Regions from separate parts of the Homo sapiens genome. Here regions 1 and 3 are each linked to region 2. A link is an interaction called in ENCODE POLR2A ChIA-PET data of the cell type or tissue named here. Cell type or tissue: Panc1. All regions are shown on one strand. Links, peaks and the distances in the headings refer to the core of each region. The heading gives the core; the rest is flanking DNA. Region 1 has its middle 3.7 kb from the start of MLXIP. Region 2 overlaps TMEM120B (transmembrane protein 120B). Region 3 overlaps KDM2B (lysine demethylase 2B).

Region 1 (5,268 bases), core at 1,401-3,900, 360 kb before region 2:
GCGCCATTGCACTCTAGCCTGGGCGACAGAGCGAGGCCCTGTCTCAAAAAGAAAAATAAATACAAATAAAAATGGCTATAAGTTGCTTAGCAGGCAGGCTGGCACAAAATGAGCGCTAAATAAATGTGCCACAGGTTGGAGGATTTGGATCAACCAGACCAGAGGTGCCTAGAAATTGCCAATAGTCCACCACTATTTGACCTGCAGAAACGGCAACTTCGCGTGGCACAACCTAACTGACAGACACCTCTAGAAAGCTGTCAAGGTTTCCGGGGCTCAAAGCCAGTCTGGGGTGGGGGTGGCAGGGCATCAGAAGAGCCAGTGAGGCCCATGAGCCAGGAACACCCATCCTAATCCTAGCAGGGCGTCCAGAGTCCACAGCCACTCCTGCACTCTGCTTTGTTTTATTGTTGTTTTGTTTTTTGAGACAGAGTCTTGCTCTGTCACCCAAGGCTGTAGCGCAGTGGTGCAATCACCATGTTGGCCAGGCCGGTCTGGAACTCCTGACCTCAAGTGAGGCCTGCCTTGGACTCCCAAAGTGCTGGGATGACAGGCATGAGCCACCGCGCTGGCTCTGCACTCGGCTTTGAAGCTGGTTTCAGTTCCAGATTTGAGTGGGGGGTGAGTCCCCTGCCCCACCCTCTTCCTGACAAAGGCCTCCTGAAGGGAACAGAGGGCTCTCACCAAAATGGCTCCATTAACTTATTTCCAAATGTCTGTATGGAAAAATGGGCTGGATGACTGGCAGTTTTCAGGCATGAGTTCTAGATTTCCCTCTTCAACCTACTACTGTTCCCAATGCTGGTTACAAGTGTTTAAAAGTCCATCCTTTGAGTTGCCTTCCTTTCTCTCAAGACTTGTCTCCTTGGTCCTTGGTAAGTTTACATGCCCAGCCACTTTTTTTTTTTTTTTTTTTTGAGACAGGATCTGGCTCTTTCACCTGGACTGGAGTGGAGTGGTGCCATCATGGCTCACAGCACCCTCAACCTCCAGGGCTCAGGTGATCCTCCCACCTCAACTTCCCAAGTAGCAGGACCACAGGTGCACACCACCGTGCCCTGCTAATTTTTGTACTTTTTATAGAGATGGGGTCTCGCCATGCTGCCCAGCCTGGTCTCGTCTCGAGTTCCTGACCTCAAGTGATCCTCCTGCCTCAGCCTCCCAAGGTGCTAGAATTACAGGTGTGAGCCACCATGCCCTGCTTTTTTGTCTTTGTGTTTACCTATATTTTCTTTCTTTTTTTTTTTTTTTGAGACAGGGTCTCACTGTGTCACATTGGTGTGATCGTGGCTCACTGTAGCCTCAACCTCCCCTGCCCAAGCTATCCTCCCACCTCAGTCTCCCGAGTAGCTGTGACCACAGGTGGGCACCACCACACCCAGCTAATGTTTAATTTTTTTGTAGAGATGGAATTTCCCTATGTTGCCCAGGCTGGTCTCAAACTCCTGGGCTCAGGCAATCCTCCTGCCTCAACCTCCCAAAATGCTGGGATTACAGGCATGAGCCACCACACCTGGCCTGTATTTTCTAATTTCCAAAATAAACATGTATTACTTATATACACATTTTTAACTTAAAAAGTTAACATCAGTTTCCTGGGAGGAAATAAGCCTTAAAGCTGAGGTTGCAAAGTGGCAACCCATAGACCATATTCAGTGCAGAAACATGCCTTGTTTAATCCCACCGTCAATTCCTAAGAGACTGTATTAGGGAAGACTCTTGGGGAAAATTGCAGTTAAAAATGCAAAAAGCAAAGGACCACTGCATGGGTGGTCCAGTCACGGAAGGTGCTCCAAGCTCACAATCAATGTCTGTAAGGTTAAGGAGGTGGTCTCGACTTCCCCTCCTGCTGAGTAGCGGGCAGCATCGGCAGGAGAGTGGCCATGTAGGATGGCGACCCAGGGAGCTAAAAATCCCATGATGACAAGGAGCTCCCACACCCAGACAAGCCACCAAAACCAGAGCCTCACAGCGTTGTCGTCTCTTCTCCACGAATCAGAAGAAACACTGGATTGGAATCAAATCAGCAGTCAGACAAATAGAAATACCTAAGTATGAAGGGTTACACACCAGCACAAGTCAGCAAATAATTAAGGAAAGCCAGCACTCTGGGAGAAAGCGGGTACCTGAGAACTAGCAAGGGGGAGAAAGTTAACAAATATTTTAAAAATAACTAATAGTTTAGGAAAGAACAGAAGATTCTGTACCATGGAGCAATAATAGCCCATTATGAAAAAGAGGCAAATGAGGTCTTGGAAAATAAATATAAATATACAAATATACAAGTATGATTTTTTAAAAGTTGAGTTGAAACGAAAATATAGAAAAAAAGCAAAGTGAATAAAGCTGAAAAACACAGCAGTAAGCTAAAAGATTAAACTGAAGGTTTATATAAAAAGTAACCAGACATGGTGGCACATGCCTCTAGCCCCAGCTACTTGGGAGGTGACGCACGAGAATCGCTTGAACCCGGGAGGCAGAGTTTGCACCACTGCCCTCCAGCCTGGGCAACAGAGCAAGACTCTGTCTCCAAAAATACACAGGCCAGGCACGGTAGCTCATGCCTGTAATCCCAGCACTTTGGGAGGCTGAGGTGGGCAGATCACCTGAGGTCGGGAGTTTCAGACCAGCCTGGCCAACATGGTGAAACCCCGTCTCTACTAAAAATGCAAAATTAGCCAGGCATGGTGGCGCATGCCTGTAATCCCAGCTACTCAGGAAGCTGAGGCAGGAGAATCACTTGAACCCAAGAGGCAGAGGTTTTGGTGAGCCGAGATCACGCCATTGCACTCCAGCCTGGGCAACAAGAGCGAACTCCATCTCAAAATAAATAAACAAACTGAGGGTTTCTCCCAGAAAACTGCCAAAAGGAAAAGAGAAGTTGTGACATGGAGGATCCATCTAGATAGTTACAGAAAGAAAGAAGTAAACAAGAGAGGAAATAACCAAAGCAGCAATAAAAGAAAATTTCCCAGCGATACAAACACAGCCTTTATTTTTATTTTATGAACCTCCTCTCAGTTCAAGCAATTCTCCTGCCTCATCCTCCAGAGTAGCTGGGATTACAGGGGCCCGCCACCATGCCCAGCTAAATTTTGTATTTTTAGTAAAGACAGGGTTTCACTATGTTCACCAGGCTGCTCTGGAACTCCTGAACTTAAATTGTCTGCTTACCTTGGCCTCCCAAAGTGCCGGGATTACAGACACAAGCCACTGTGCCCAGCCAAGAGCTGCATTAACTGGAGTGAGATGATGATATGGTTTAACTGGGGTGAGATGATGATATGATTTGGGTGTCCCCACCCAAATCTCATCTTGAATTCCCATGTGTTGTGGGAGGGACCCGGTGGAGGTAATTGAATCATGGGGGGCAGGCCTTTCCTGTGCTGTTCTAGTGATAGTGAATAAGTCTCATGAGATCTGATGATTTTTAAAAAGGGGAGTTTCCCTGCACAAGCTCTCTTCTCTTGTCTGCGGCCATGTGAGATGTGTCTTTCACCTTCCACCATGATTGTGAGGCCTCCCCAGCCACATGGAACTGTGAGTCCCTTAAACCTCTTTCTTTTGTAAGTTGCTCAGTCTCGGGTATGCCTTTATCAGTAGTGTGAAAATGGACTAATACAGATGATTTCTCATTTAGTGTGTTGTTGTTTTGTTTGTTTGTTTTGAGACAGGGTCTTACTGTGTTGCCCAGGCTGGAGTGCAGTAATACAATCAAGGCTTACTGCATCCTTTACCTCCTGGACTCAAGTGATCCTCCCACTTCAGCCTCCAGAGTAGCTTGGACTACAGGTATGTGCCATTACACCTGGCCAATTTATTAATTTTTTGTAGAGACTGGGTCTCCCCATGTTGCCCAGGCTGGTCTTGAACTCCTGGGCTTAAGTGATCCTCCCACCTCACCCTCCCAGAGTGCTGGGATTACAGGTGTGAGCCGTCACACCTGGCCTCGTTGTAGTTTTGATTTGCATTACTCTGATGATCAGTGATGTTGAGCATCTTTTCATATACCTGTTTGCCATTTGTATGTCTTCTTTTGATAAATGTCTATTCAGTTCTTTTGCCCATTTTAAATCAGATGATTAGATTTTTTTTCCTGTAGAGTTGTTTGAGCTCCTTATATTGTCACCTCAATAAATTTTAGAGGATAGAAGGTAAAATAGTCTTTTCATCCATTGGCCACATTAGAAAGAATTACTACTAGAGGTTGTTCTCTCCAAGAAGACAAAAATGAAATTCAAGTACGAGAACGATATGGAACACAAGAAACAGTGTAGCACAAAAAATAAAACTTAAAACTGGGTTTTTAAAGTTATGATTAAAAAAAGAGTTTTCGCCAGGTCCAGTGGCTCACGCCTGTAATCCTAGCACTTTGGGAAGCCAAGGCAGGTGGATCACCTGAGGTCAGGAGTTTGACACCAGCCTGGCCAACATGGTGTAAACCCCGCCTCTACTAAAAATACAAAAATTAGCCAGGCGTGGTGGTGTGTACCTGTAATTCCAGCTACTCGGGGCACTGAGGCACGAGAATCGCTTGAACCTGGGAGACGGAGGTTGCAGTGAGCTGAGATCACGCCACTGCGCTCCAGCCTGGGTGACAGAGTAAGACTCCCTCTCAAAAAAAAAAAAATTATACCTCATTTCAGAAACATTTCTTAGAGGTCTTTCTTACTTTCTGTTACTTTTTTTTAAAATTTAGTGATAGCATCCTCTTCTTGTTTTATGTATGCAATATTGTCTCATCTCTCCCAGAAGAATATTTTGAGTTTATTTGAAGTTATCTTTTGCTCCCTGCATTGTTTATATTTCTTTTCTCTCTCTCTCTCTCTCTCTCTCTGTTTGTTTTGAACTCCCTCTTCATGTTGGAAGCTTTCCTCAGAAGTCTGGAAAGGAGCCCATGAGGATGACTGATAGGATCGGTGTGTACGGCAGGAGCATGGCCTGTCAGCGAGTAAGCCAGTGGGTGGCCAGGCAGCTCTTTGGTCAGAGGCTTCTAAATGTCAGTATCTGGAGGTCTTCTCTGTGGGTGGTTCTGATTGCCCGGGGGGACCTCCAACTGCCTTCTGGGAGTGTGTATGTCTGGCTGCTCAGTTTCTGGAGCAAGGCCAGGGAAGAGGGCAGTCATTTTGCTGTTTGCTCTGCCCACTGCCACTAAATCTCTCTGCTCTCAGCCTCTGGCAACTCACTCCCTGCACTCAATGCCTGCCATCCCCAGTTCTAGAGCCTCTTTGATTTAATTTCTCCAGAAGCTAAACCTGGAGAGGGAGA
Region 2 (5,268 bases), core at 1,617-4,116:
TCACCTGAGGTCAGGAGTTCGAGACCAGCTGGCCAACATGGTGAAACCCTGTCTCTACTAAAAATACAAAAATTAGCCAGGTGTGGTGGCATGTGCCTGTAGTCCTAGCTACAGCTACTCAGGAGGCTGAGGCAGGAGAATCACTTGAACCCGAGAGGCAGAGGTTGCAGTGAGCCGAGACAGAGCCATTGTACTCCAGCCTGGACAACAAGAGCAAAACTCCGTCTCAAAAAAAAAAGAATGCAGTGTGGCCTAACATGCAACTGTGAACCACCCCCTTAAACTACCCCCGTTAGCAATTTAAGCAGTGTCCAATCGATGCCACTGTTTCCCTTGAAGAAAAAAACATTTTTTGAGACAGGGTCTCACTCTGTCACCCAGGCTGGGGTGCAGTGGCAGGATCTCAGCTTACTGCAACCTCCACTTCCTGAACTTAGGTAATCCTCCCACTTCAGCCTCCCAAGTAGGTGGGACCATGGGTGCACGCCACCATGCCTAGCTAATTTTTGTGGTTTTTTGTAGAGTCAGGGTCTTACTACATTGCCCAGGCTGGTCTCAAACTCCTGGGCTCAAGCGATCTACCTGCCTCAGCCTCCTGTTGGGATTACAGGCATAGGCCACTACACCCAGCCAACAATTTCTATTAGCCCCCCAAAAGGTGCCTGTCCAGCATCCCTCTCTCTGTTTTTTTTTTTTAAACTACCAGCTTTTTGATTTTCCTTCATGGGACCATCCCTCCCCAACTCGTTTCATGTAGTGTGGTGGCACTGATCCCACTTTTAGGCTTCAGGAGCAGATATGTGACCGTGACCTGGCCAATCAGTGCCACAGTGACTGGTTAAGTAAGGCATAGTCACATGACCCAAGCTGGGCCAATGAGAGTCAGCCCTGGGACGCTTGCTGAAACCACAGGGGGAAAGGATGCTCTGTTTCTGCCAGAGCTGCTAAGCTGACAGATGTCAGCTGAGGGCCACCTGGCCATCTTTGCCACAACATGGGAGGGACTGCCTGAGAATAATGCTGACACAGAGGAGAGAGAGAGAGACATCCACACACAGACACAGACATCACCTGAGCTCCTGGATCCAGCCTTGCCTGAAGCCATTTGCCACTAGACTTGACTCAATAAACCCTCTTTTGGCTTAAAACCAGTCAGACTGGGTTTTTTTCATTTGCAACTAAGAGTCCTGATAGTGCATTGTGTGAAAGCACTATATAAATGAAAAGGGACCCAGCAAGTTCAAAACTTTTCTTCTAGAGCTAAGAGTCTCAGGATACTTTTGGAGCCCACGGTATTAGTATCTGAGTTATACAGCAGGCATGGGTTCGAATTCTGGCTCCATGACTTTCAAGTTACTCAGCATCTCTTAGCTTCAATCTCCTCATCTAAAAAACAGGGTTGTCATTCATTCATTCACTCATTCATTTATTTTTGAGACAGGATCTCACTCTGTCACCCAGGCTGGAGTACCCTGGCACGATCTTGGCTCACTGCAACCTCCGCCTTCTGGGTTCAAGCGATTCTTCAGCCTCAGCCTCCCAAGTAGCTGGGATTACAGGAGCGAGCGACCAATGCCCAGCTAAGGTTTTTTTTTGTTTTTTGTTTGTTTGTTTGTTTTATAGTGATGGGGTTTCACCATGTTGCCCAGGCTGGTCTTGAACACCTAAGCTCAAAGTGCTCTGCCCTCCTTAGCCTCCCAAAGTGCTGGGATTACAGGCATGGGCCACTGCGCCAGGCCATGGGTTGATATTTAGATTAAATGGGATAATCTGTGTTTCACGCAGTTAGCTATTATTGTTATTGTTGTTGTTATGATTATTATTATTGTCAGCCTTTGTTTTTAGATAAAGAAACTCAACCTGAGAGAGGTGGCTCACCAAATTCAGATACTAGACAATGGCAAAGCTAGGACCTGAACTCAAGAATACTGATTCCCTGTGCAGTGTCTTTTTCTGCACAATCTGCTACTAAAGAAAGATGCCCGGCTGGGTGCGGTAGCTCACGCTTGTAATCCCAGCACTTTGGGAGGCTGAGGCAGGCGGATCACAAGGTCAGGAATTCGAGACCAGCCTGGCCAACATAGTGAAACCCTGTCTCTACTAAAAATACAAAAATTAGCCAGGAGTGGTGGCACACATCTGTAATCCCAGCTACTCGGGAGGCTGAGGCAGGAGAATCGCTTGAACCTGGAAGGCGGAGGTTGTGGTGAGCTGAGATCGAGCCACTGCACTCCAGCCTGGGCAACAGAGCGAGACTCCGTCTCAAATAAAAAAGAAAGAAAGACGCCCCACAAGCCAAGATAGAAGAGAAACAAAAGCTAACAGGAGTACTCAGGGCACAGATGAGCCTAGGGCAGTAGTTAAGAGCACAGACACTGGTGTTCAACAGCCTGGGTTCGAATCCTGGCTCCTGCACTGACAGGCCATGTGACCTTGGATAAGTGACTTAACCTCTGTAAAACAGAGATTCTAGGATCAATTTCATAGGGTTATTAATGAAATAATGCTGATCTTCTTGCTTCGAGCCTGTCTCCCTGATGTCTATTCTATACACAGCAGCCAGACGGATGTACATGTCATTAGCAGTAAAAGCCAAAATCTTTACCATGGCCTTCAAGGCCCTTGCATCACTGTGAGGTCAGACTTAGGGAAAAGCTGCTACGGGCCACCTTCTTCCTTGGCTGGGAGGAACGAGATCAGGTTTCCAGTGATGCAAGGCAGGAAATGCTCATTAAATTACTTGCCCTTGTGTCTGTAAGTGACCTTCTGCGGTCACGCCACAGGCCAGGAGACCAGGAGCACACTGGTCTCAGACTAGCACTCAACTCACCAGCATGCCTGAAACCCCAGCCACCCAAAAACTAAGTCCTCATGGAGACTCAACTGTGCCCCAGGGTTCAGGAAGGCCCTGACACATGCAAATCACAGTCCAAAGAAAACTGATCCTTTCCTCTCCTCAGTCCCAGAGATTACATTGGGTTTTCTTGGGGTGGGGAGGAGGGAAATTCCAAAGATCTTTCAAATCTTCTGGGGTCTGAGAATTAGGTTTGCTCTTTCTTTCCTTCATTCAAAAAAGGAAAGCCAGGTGCAGTGGCTCACGCCTGTAATCCCAGCACTTTGGGAGGCCAAGGCAGATGGATCACGAGGTCAGGAGTTCTAGACCAGACTGGCCAAGATGGTGAAACCCTGTCTCTGCTAAAAATATAAAAATTAGCCGGGCACGGTGGCGGGTGCCTGTAATCCCAGCTACTCAGGAGGCTGAGGCAGGAGAATAGCTTTAACCCGGGAGGCAAAGGTTGCAGTGAGCCAAGATTGTGCCACTGTACTCTAGTTTGGGCGACAGAGCAAGACTGTGTCTCAAAAAAAAAAAAAAAGAAAGAAAAAAAAAGAGAAAAAGAGGTAAGACACAGAGACATTACACATTGTTACACATCACCCCAGAATCAATGAGATACAAATATGAAACCCTCAACCCGGATTCTAAGGAAGATGTAGGAAAATTAAAATAGACCAGGATTTTCTAGTAGAAAAAAAATCCTTCCTATTGTTAAGCTTTCTAGTTCAGTGTGCCCACCTACCTACCTGCTGTTACCTGCTTGTTCCCCAACAAATCTCTTTTTTTTTTTTTTTGAGAGAGAGGGTCTAACTCTGTCACCCAGGCTAGAGTACAGTGGTGCAATCATGGCTCACTGCAGCCTTGACCTCTGGGGCTCAAACAGCCCTCCTACTCCAGCCTCCCTAGTAGCTGGGACCACAACCATGCACCACCACACCCAGCAATTTTTTTTTTTTACTGTTTGTAGAGACAGGGGTTTCCCTATGTTTCCCAGGCTGGTCTCAAACTGCTGGGCAATCCTGCTGGGAGCGGTCCTCCCAACTTGTCCTCCCAAAGTGCTGAGATTACAGGTATGAGCCAATGCACCGAGCTCCCAACAAATATCTCGTATCCGAAACTGCCCAGCACATACGCAATGGACATCCTACTTACCATATACAGAGTCCCAGAGCCTTGCATCTTGAGAGTTCAGAGCTCTCACATCTAACATGAAGGGGAACGTGAGAAGGCAGAGAGGGGCCTACCAATATTTAGAGAACTAAATTATGGCCCCAACTTTACCACTAACTAGCTGTGTGGCCCCCGTCCAGGGAATCAGCATGCCCAAGCTTCAGTTTCCTCATCTGTGAATTGAAGATGTAGATGGCAGTTTCTGCTCCGATCTATGATCTTGACACCGGGAGCCATCCCTGACTGGCCCCTGACCCAGCAGGTGACCACCAAAGCCTGCAGCAAGCAGGCTCCCTCTTCCCCAAAGTAGGATGCAGTCCCTTCTAGTTCCCCCATCATGAACCGAGCAGGAGGCATCAGTTTCCACTCACTCAGACCTTCTTCTACAACCCTTGCTGTGCACCAGGGAACAAAATCAAGAATTGATTCCCAATCCCTTTGTCCCTAACATACCTCAGCATCTGAGGACCAAGTCCTAAGAAAGAGTCAAACAACTCCTTTGCAACCTCTGCCTGCCAAGACTTGCTATCTAATTGCTGTTAATTGCATTAATTGCACAGCTCTTAAGTGTTGTTGCTGTTTTTTGTTTTGTTTTGTTTTTGAGACGGAGTCTTGCTCTGTTGCCCAGGCTGGAGTGCAATGGCACAGTCTTGTCTCACTGCAACCTCCCCCTCCCAGTTTCAAGCAATTCCTGCCTCAGCCACTCGAGGATCTGGGATTATAGGTACATGCCACCACACCCAGCTAATTTTGCATTTTTAGTAGAGACAGGGTCTCACTGTGTTGGCCAGGCTGGTCTCAAACTCCAAACCTTGTGATCCACCCGCCTCGGTCTCCCAAAGTTCTGGAATTACAGGCATGAGCCGCCGCGCTGGGCCTCACTCTGAAGTGTTAAGACTCTTCCCCCTCCTCCTCCTTGTCTAAGGCAAAGCAAGGGACAGGAATTATGAACAACACAAGCTTCACACAGCAAACCTCTTCTCTTCTCCCATTCCCAACCCTAACACCCACTTGGTTCCACAGCTGACCATGACCTCCGAGCCCAGTAAGACAAAGCATTAAGAAGTGGCTGAGGACCAGGCACGGTGGCTCACTACTGTAATCCCAGCACTTTGGGAGGCCGAGGCAGGCAGATCACGAGGTCAAGAGATTGAGACCATCCTGGCCAACATGGTGAAACCCTGTCTCTACTAAAAATACAAAAATTAGCTGGGCATGGTGGCGCGCACCTATAATCTCTGCTACTTGGGAGACTGAGGCAG
Region 3 (2,500 bases), core at 1-2,500, 260 kb after region 2:
GGGGACACATTTTACTCATTTCTGTAGTTCTAGCACTTAGCATCAAATCAGATACATAATTCACAGCCAGGAAACACTTGGGTTGGTGGATTTGTGAATTAGGGGGTTAATGAATGAGTCTCCAGTGCAAATTACATACTTTATTAGTTAGTGATGTTAAGCATCTTTTCATGTGCTTACTGGCCATTTGTAGATCTTTTTTGGAGAAATAGCTATTTAAATCCTTTGCCCATTTAAAAATTACCTATTCATCTCTTTATTATTGAGTTGTCGGAGTTCTTTGTATATTCTAAGTACTAACTGCTTGCTAGATACATGATTTACAAATATTTTCTCCCATTCTGTGGGCCTTTGCACATGATAGTGCCCTTTAAAGCACCAAAGTTTTTTTTTTTTTTTCTGAGATGGAGTTTCACTCTTGTTGCCCAGGCTGGAGTGCAATGGTGTGATCTTGGCTCACTGCAACCTCTGCCTCCTGGGTTCAAGCGATTCTCTTGCCTCAGCCTCCTGAGTAGCTGGGATTACAGGCATGTGCAACCACACCTGGCTAATTTTGTATTTTTAGTAGAGATGGGGTTTCTCCATGCTTGTGAGGCTGGTCTCCAACTCCCAACCTCAGGTGATCCTCCCGCCTTGGCCTCCCAAACTGCTGGGATCACAGGCGTGAGCCACCATGCCCAGCAAAAGTTTTTAATTTTGATGAAGTCGAATTTATCTTTTTTTTGACACCTGTGCTTTTGGTGTCATATCAGAGAAACCCTTGCCTAATTCAAAGTCATAAAGATTTACACTTGTGTTTTCTTCTAAGAGGTTTATAATTTTAGCTGTGTGTTTAGGTCTTTGATCCATTTTTGAGTTAATTTGTATATGTGGTGTGAGGTAGGGGTCTATCTTTGTTCTTTTGCTTGTGGATAGCTATTCGTCCCAGCACCATACGTTGAAAAGACCATTCTTTACCCAACTGAATTGCCTTGGCATCCTTATTAAAAATCATTTGGTCAAAATATGACTTTATTTCTGGACTCTCAATTCTGTTTCATTGATCTATAGGTCTGTCTTTATGCCACTACCATCACAGCCTTGTTTATTGTAGCTTTGTAGTGAGTTTTGAAATCAGAAAGTGTGTGTCTTTTTTTTTTTTTTTTTTGAGGCAGAGTCTCGCTCTGTTGCCAGGCTGGAGTGCAGTGGTGTGATCTTGGCTCACTACAACCTCTGCCTCCCGGGTTCAAGTGAATCTCCTGCCTCAGCCTCCTGAGTAGCTGGGACTACAGGTGTGTGCCACCATGACCAGCTAATTTTTGTATTTTTAGTAGAGACAGGGTTTCACCAGGTTGAGCAGGATGGTCTCAATCTGTTGATCTTGTGATCTGCCCACCTTGGCCTCCCAAAGTGCTGGGATTACAGGAGTGAGCCACCTTGCCCAGCCTTTTTAGATGGAGTTTCACTCTTGTTGCCCAGGCTGGAGTGCAATGTCATGATCTTGGCTCACTGTAACCTCCACCCACTGGGTTCAAGTGATTCTCCTGCCTCAGCCTCCCAAGTAGCTGGGATTACAGGCACGTGCCACCATGCCTGGCTAATTTTGTATTTTTAGTAGGGATGGGGTTTCACCATGTTGGACAGGCTGGTCTTGAACTTGTGACCTCAAGGGATCCACCTGCCTCAGCCTCCCAAAGTGCTGGGATTATAGGCGTGAGTCACCGCCCCCACCCCCCATCCCCCTATTTTTTTAAGATTGTTTTGGCCATTCCAGGTCTTTTGCATTTTCATGAATTTTAGGATAGTGTGTCCATTTCTGCAGAAAAGTCAGTTGAGTTTTTGTTTTGTTTTTATTTTTTTAATTCTTGTTTTGTTTTTGAGACAAGGTTTTATTCTGTCGTCCAGGTTGGATGCAGTGGCTTGATCTCAGCTCAGTGCAACCTCTGCTTCCTGTGCTCAAGTGATTCTCCAGCTTCAGCCTCCTGAGTAGCTCGGACTACAGGTGTGTGACAGCACACTCAGCTAGTCTTTTTATTTTTTTGGAATCTTGCTTTGTTGGCCAGGCTGGTCTTGAACTCCTGAGCTCAAGCGATCTGCCTATCTTGGCCTCCCAAAGTGCTGAGATTATAGGGGTGAGCCACTGTGCCCAGCCCCAGTTGGGATTTTGCTTGGGGTCGCGTTGAGTCTGTTGATCACTTTGGGGAGTATAACCGATCTTAACAATATTAAATCTTCCAATTCATGAACACGGATGTCTTTCCTTTAATTTAGGTTAATCTAAGTAATTTTAATCCCTATAATTTAGAGCTGAGGGATTGAGGAGGTTCTGTCCATGCATTTTCTGGTGGATAATATCTGGTAGACCAGAGGAACTCAAATATTGGTGGGATGAATGAATAAACCTTGATAGCATTCACTTAAAGGACAATGCTCTTGAGTTGCTGATGGAGAAGAGGTGTAGGAATACCAAGATATTTGTGTGTGTGTGTGTGTGTGTGTGTGTGTGTGTGTGTATGTTTCC

What was found. Peaks named below come from ENCODE experiments on the same cell type or tissue, not always from the same donor. Only the 100,000 strongest peaks of a DNase experiment are listed, where the experiment ranks them.
Region 1: POLR2A ChIA-PET joins it to region 2 with 10 read pairs; 5 of 35 experiments call an interaction of 5 or more read pairs at or near these places.
Region 3: POLR2A ChIA-PET joins it to region 2 with 5 read pairs; 4 of 35 experiments call an interaction of 5 or more read pairs at or near these places.

Annotation. Positions count from the first base shown.
Region 1 is chr12:122,072,430-122,077,697 of GRCh38, reverse strand. No RefSeq gene overlaps it. Among named protein-coding and RNA genes, the nearest start is that of MLXIP, 3.7 kb to the left of the region's middle. RefSeq lists an enhancer at 667-716. In Panc1, for the core only: no CTCF peak of the experiment used is centred there; no DNase peak of the experiment used is centred there; H3K27ac peaks cover 774 bases.
Region 2 is chr12:121,714,672-121,719,939 of GRCh38, reverse strand. The region is part of intron 1 of TMEM120B (transmembrane protein 120B); the gene reads right to left. Among named protein-coding and RNA genes, the nearest start is that of TMEM120B, 4.6 kb to the right of the region's middle. In Panc1, for the core only: no CTCF peak of the experiment used is centred there; no DNase peak of the experiment used is centred there; H3K27ac peaks cover 341 bases.
Region 3 is chr12:121,457,732-121,460,231 of GRCh38, reverse strand. The region is part of intron 12 of KDM2B (lysine demethylase 2B); the gene reads left to right. Among named protein-coding and RNA genes, the nearest start is that of MIR7107, 15 kb to the right of the region's middle. In Panc1, for the core only: no CTCF peak of the experiment used is centred there; no DNase peak of the experiment used is centred there.